2 separate regions of the Homo sapiens genome follow, and region 1 is linked to region 2. Evidence: chromatin loops called from intact Hi-C (ENCODE). Cell type or tissue: mammary epithelial cell. All regions are shown on one strand. Links, peaks and the distances in the headings refer to the core of each region. The heading gives the core; the rest is flanking DNA.

Region 1 (2,817 bases), core at 193-2,692, 250 kb after region 2:
ATTTCTAGTAGATACAGGGTTTTGCCATGTTGGCCAGGCTGGTCTCGAACTCTTGACCTCCAGTGATCCACCAGCCTTGGCCTTCCAAAGTGCTGGGATTACAGGCGTGAGCCACCGCGCCTGGCCAGAGGTGCGGGTTTTCTATCCAGCACCTGCGGTGAGGTAAAGCCAGTAGGCAACAGTAATGACTCTGGGTGAGGGTTGTGGATGGCAAACTGTTGAGATGTTGATTCTGTCTACCCTAGGAAAAGGGCAAGCCTGTTAAGAGAATGCCTATTGGATGCCCACCCTACATTTCTGGCAGCAAAAAATAGGTTTTGAGCTTTCCCTATGTGTATTAGACATTATGGGGGCCATATGGGGGCATGAGGCACTTGTGTAAATAGTGATTTTCTGGTTCTTGAGTTTTACTGAAGCCTCATTTATGCTGGTTGAACCAGATAGGGCTAGATATCTACTCTGAATTTTAGAGTTTTTTTTTTTAAACAAGAGGGTCACTGCTGTAGGTTGGGGGTGTTAAAAATATTATTATTATTATTATTATTATTATTTGAGACGCAGTTTCGCTCCTGTTGCCCAGGCTGGAGTGCAATGGCATGATCTCAGCTCACCGTAACCTCCACCTCCCGGGTTCAAGCGACTCTCCTGCCTCAGCCTCCCGAGTAGCTGGGATTACAGGCATGCGCCACCACACCCACCTAATTTTGTATTTATAGTAGAGACAGGGTTTCCCCATGTTGGTCAGGCTGGTCTCGAACTTCTGATCTCAGGTGATCTGCCCGCCTCAGCCTCCCAAAGTGCTGGGATTATAGGTGTGAGCCACTGCACCCGGCCAAAAAAAATATTATTTTTATTATTTTATTATCTATTATTTCCTCCCTGCCCCTGAGCAACAAACTTTCTTTTTTTAGACCCCATTTTCTCAACAACTACTGTGTCTGGACGTACATTATGTTAAAGCAATGGACTACTTCATGAACCAAATCGCTGGTTAATTCAGTGTGAGAGGATCATCATGCAAACATTCCAAATAAATGCTCTTTATGCTGTGAGAAGTCACAGAATTCTTATTTCTGTATGGCTAGCTCATTGATTCAGCCTCACTGATAAGTCCTGGGGAAAAAAATACATGTTTGTGCCCCAACTGAACTCTGCCCATCACGCAAGAGTACTGTTTCTGCATGAGCAAGGAAAGAAAATCCTCAACAGAAAAAGTATTCTATGGCCTGGTGATAATTAATAATAAAAAATACTATTAAGAAGTTTTTCCTGGCTGAGAGTTACTGGGTAATTTACTCACTTGGCAATTGTTGGAGATGACTCCACGTTGCCCTGTCAGGTGTTTGCTTAGGAGCTCGGCACCACGGAGCTACGTCTTGCTCTCAGTCTCCCTCTATTGGCTGGAACATGGATCGTTCTCTCCCCGAGGACCAAAGAATAATGACCTGCATGCACAAATATTCAGTGGGCACATTATGCTCATCTGGACCCCCCCACCAATGAAAGGCTTATTTGGATTTCAAATTAACAAATTTTTAATGAATGCACTCTTCACTCTTTACCTGCGTCATTTCTCTTCCTAGCACCCATCTGACATATATCCATCCCTGCTCCTCGACTTAATGAACCCATCATAAGTTGAAAATATCATAAGTCAAAAATGCATTTAATACACCTAGCCTACTAAACATTATAACTTAGCCCACCTTCACATGCTCAGAACACTTCCACAAGCCTGTAGGTGGGCAAAATTATCTCATACAAAGCCTATTTCATAATAAGGTGTTGAATATCAAATGTAATTAATTGAATATTGTACTGAAAGTGAAAAACAATGGTTGTATGGGTACTCAAAGTAAAGTTTCTACTGAATGGGTATGGCTTTTGCAACACTTCAAAGTAAAAAGAAAAAATGTAAATGGAACCATCATTAGTTGGGGAACATCCGTATTTATTTATTTGCCTTTTGTCTCTCACCCTGATGAGACGGTGAGCTTCATGAGATCAGGAACTTTTGTTTGGTTCACTGCTGTATTTTCGGGGGCCTAGAAGAATGCCTGGCACACAGTAGGTGGTTTATGAATGTTAGCTGAATAAATGAATGGGCATCAAGCATATCTAAGAATTGGGTATCGTGATAAAAGATTAATAAGACATTGTCCCGGCCTTTTAGAAGTTCATAATCTAGATTTGGACCAAAAAGCACTATGATTGAAGGAAGAACTGTTGACACTAGCCCTTTATAATCTAGAGGACACTGGCCCTAGGAAATCATTCACACTTATCTTCAATATTTGAAGAGCTGTCTGTGGAAGAAAGATTAGACTAGTTCAGTTTAGTTCCAAAGAACTTTCCAATTGGTAGAAGGTAGGAGGCAAAAATTTCAGCTTGACAAAAATCTCAGAATTGTCTGAAGTAGTTTTGGTTTGCTTTGCACATCATGGAAGGCATTTAATCATAAAAACTAATTTTCCTTAGTCCTTTCTCAGACATACTGAACCAGAGTCTCCAGGAGGAGGTCCCAGGAATCTCTATTTGATAATAAGCTCCTTGATGATTCAGAGGCAGCTGTCTGCAGACTGTTGTTAGAGAATTAGGGATTGGACTGGGAGACTCAGGTATGAGAGGACTAGTGGAACTAAATGATCTGAAACCATAAGATTTTATGGTTCCAGCTCAGCATGGTGGCTCACGCCTGTAATCTCAGCACTTTGGGAGGCTGAAGTGGATGGATCACCTGAGGTCAGGAGTTTGAGACCAGCTTGACCAAAATGGTGAAACCCCATCTCTACTAAAAATATAAAAAATTAGCTGGGC
Region 2 (2,817 bases), core at 280-2,779:
GAATAGTCAAATCCATAGACAGTAGAATGGAGGTCACCAGAGGCTGGAAAAGGGAATGTATAAAGGGTGCAGAGTTTCAATTTTGCAAAATAAAGAGTTCTGTGATAGCCAGTGGCGATGGTTGCCCCAAAATGTGAATGTACTTTAAATGTACTGAACTGTACACTTAAAAAATGGTTAAGATCCTAATTTTTATGTTGTGTGTATTTTAGCACAATGTAAAAAATTCCCATGACAGTAAACCTGCATGTAACTTCCTATTATCATTACAAACAACCATGCATGGAACGAAGCAAAGATGAGTACAAAGACAAAGAAAAATCACAGTCTTGTTTCTTACCAATGCCACTATTTCTGTTCTCAATTCCAGCAGCTTCTTTTCGTTCAATGAATACTGAAATAAACACGTAACATGGGTCAGATTCTGATCTACTCCTCTCTCTTCTCCTTCTCTGGTGCCTTAAATATTCTGGTCTCAGTACCTCCTAGAATACGTAACACCAGAAAGTCACCTCTGGGATTAAGTAGCCTACCTGCTTCTTTATATGTGTTACTTGAGGTTTCTTTTTTTTTTTTTTCCATAGAGATGGGGCTTTGCCATGTTGCCCAGGCTGGTCTCAAACTTCTGAGCTCGAGCAATCTGCCCACCTCGGCCTCCCAAGGTGCTGGGATTACAAGCATGACCTGCCGTGCTGGCTAAAGTTTCTTATTTATACTTACTCATTCCTCTAATATCTGGATTTCCTTAGTCATCTGTCACTTCTCCCTGCATATTTCCTGTGATGTCTTTAGGTCCCTCCCACTATTGTAGTAGCACTCCCTGGGGACCAATTTCGAAGGATGCTGAGTCATATGGTTTTTGGTTTTGAGAGGGTTGAAAATGGAGACTCAACTCAATTTAGGAGCTATCCCATCATAACTAGTAGCAAAACACGTCACTACTTGAGTCTCAACAAAAGACAGAAAAGGTATGAAGTTGGGGAACAAATAGCTGCCAAGGATTATTATTCTATGACAAAGACATTGTGTTGTGATTATAAAATACAATGTAAATACATAAATACACTAACTCATCACATGTTGGGTTTTTTTTTTTTTGGCTTGGTTTTTTGTTTTGAGATGGAGTCTCACTCTATTCCCAGGCTGGAGTGCAGTGGCTTGATCTGGGGTCCCTGCAACCTCTGCCTCCCAGGTTCAAGCAATTCTCCTGCCTTAGCCTCCTGCACATGTTGGTTTTAATAACAATAAAAAAACCCACTTGGGCGTAGCCATAATCCAGCGTTACTAAAGGAACTAATTCTACCCAGAGTTAAAGTATCTCGCCTTTTGGCTATTAATGTCAGTGAAAAGATTTAGTGCAGTTTTGTAGACAGTAAGATTGAAATCAGACTTATCTCCTTAGTAGTGGGCAACAAGATTTAATTGAGCATATGACAATCAGTAATTTGAATGACGACTTTTAAGAACTACATTAACCTTGTTATAGAAAGAAAAAGTTAATCCTTTGAAGTATATAGAAACTTCCTAGCTATAAAATATTCTCCTGGGACTACTGGGAGCTTAGAAGTAGAAAAAAAAAAAAGAAAAAAAAGAGAAAGAGAAACAAAAACAAAAACAAAAAACCCCAAAACCCTAAGCCAAGGAGTAGGTTGTAAAACCAAGAACAATGCTCTTTAAACCTCAGGGTTTCAGACCAGGAGAGCCCGATGCATCAGATCACCACTAGAGGGCGGCGTGGAACAAGATTTTGTGCACCACTAAACCTCAGTCTTCATTAACTCAACATTGACTCACCCACAAAAGAAGAGCCTAAATATTGACGCTGTCATGGTTTTAAAAATAACATCTATGTAGCTCTATATCCCCATGCCCCAGAAGTTTATATGCCATACTGCTTTTGGAACTGGCTGTAAATATCATAGTTAATTTGCAATTTAATATTTAACATTATAACTTTACCGAAAGAACGAGAGCCAGAAAACTCATCTTCACCAATGCATGTTACAAACACACTCGCTGTATAATTTACTACTGCCTTGTGCTTCAGAGTAATCCAAGTTTATGATTACCAAGAACAACCTCCCCGCTAGGTTACTAAATGACATAAATTCACTGGCTTGATGGGAGCTAAGCTATGATGCAAAGGCAAAAGGATGATACAGTGGACTTTGAGGACTTGGGGGAAAGGGTAGGAGGTGGGTGAGGGGCAAGACTACACATTGGGTACAGTGTACGCTGCTAGGGTGATGGGGGCACCAAAAATCTCAGAAATCACCTCTAAATAACGTCTTCATGTAACCAAACACCACCTGTTCCCCCAAAACCCACTGAAATTAAAATAATGAAACACTAAAAAAAGACTATAAGAACAATTCATAGTCACAGTTACTGTTCAAATATACCACAGACACTTTTGTGTCATGTAGAAAAAGTTACTATCATGATGGACAGGATTTAATTGAAACTCTGTGCATTGGTTGCTTTCTGGAGATTAAGGTCAATATAGTCATTCCAGATAAAGTAATTACATGTAAATCATATTTATCAGCATATTTAACTAGTAAATTCAAGTAAAATAAAATCAGGGTAAGTATTTTGAGTGCTGCATTATCAAGTCTGCAAAATATTATAAGCTTTACTTTTCTTATAAGAACACTGAATGAATCCACTCTATATATCCAATAATTTAAAAATATGAGTATTTGCAAGAATGAAATTTCATCATTTTTTTTCTTTTCTTTTTTTTTTTTTTGAGACAGGGTCTCACTCTGTCACCCAGGCTGGAGTGCAGTGGCGTGATCTCGGCTCACTGCAATC

What was found. Peaks named below come from ENCODE experiments on the same cell type or tissue, not always from the same donor. Only the 100,000 strongest peaks of a DNase experiment are listed, where the experiment ranks them.
Region 1: a loop joins it to region 2, with 6 times the contacts of the local background. A loop is called at or near these places in 27 of 110 quality-filtered maps.

The regions. Positions count from the first base shown.
Region 1 is chr6:14,045,274-14,048,090 of GRCh38, forward strand. No RefSeq gene overlaps it. Among named protein-coding and RNA genes, the nearest start is that of CD83, 71 kb to the right of the region's middle. In mammary epithelial cell, for the core only: a CTCF peak has its summit at 1,392; no DNase peak of the experiment used is centred there.
Region 2 is chr6:13,793,554-13,796,370 of GRCh38, forward strand. It overlaps MCUR1 (mitochondrial calcium uniporter regulator 1), which reads right to left. Exons shown (of 9, transcript NM_001031713.4): 7 at 341-394. Among named protein-coding and RNA genes, the nearest start is that of MCUR1, 20 kb to the right of the region's middle. In mammary epithelial cell, for the core only: a CTCF peak has its summit at 1,713 (motif pointing right); a DNase peak (open chromatin) is centred at 1,748; H3K27ac peaks cover 757 bases.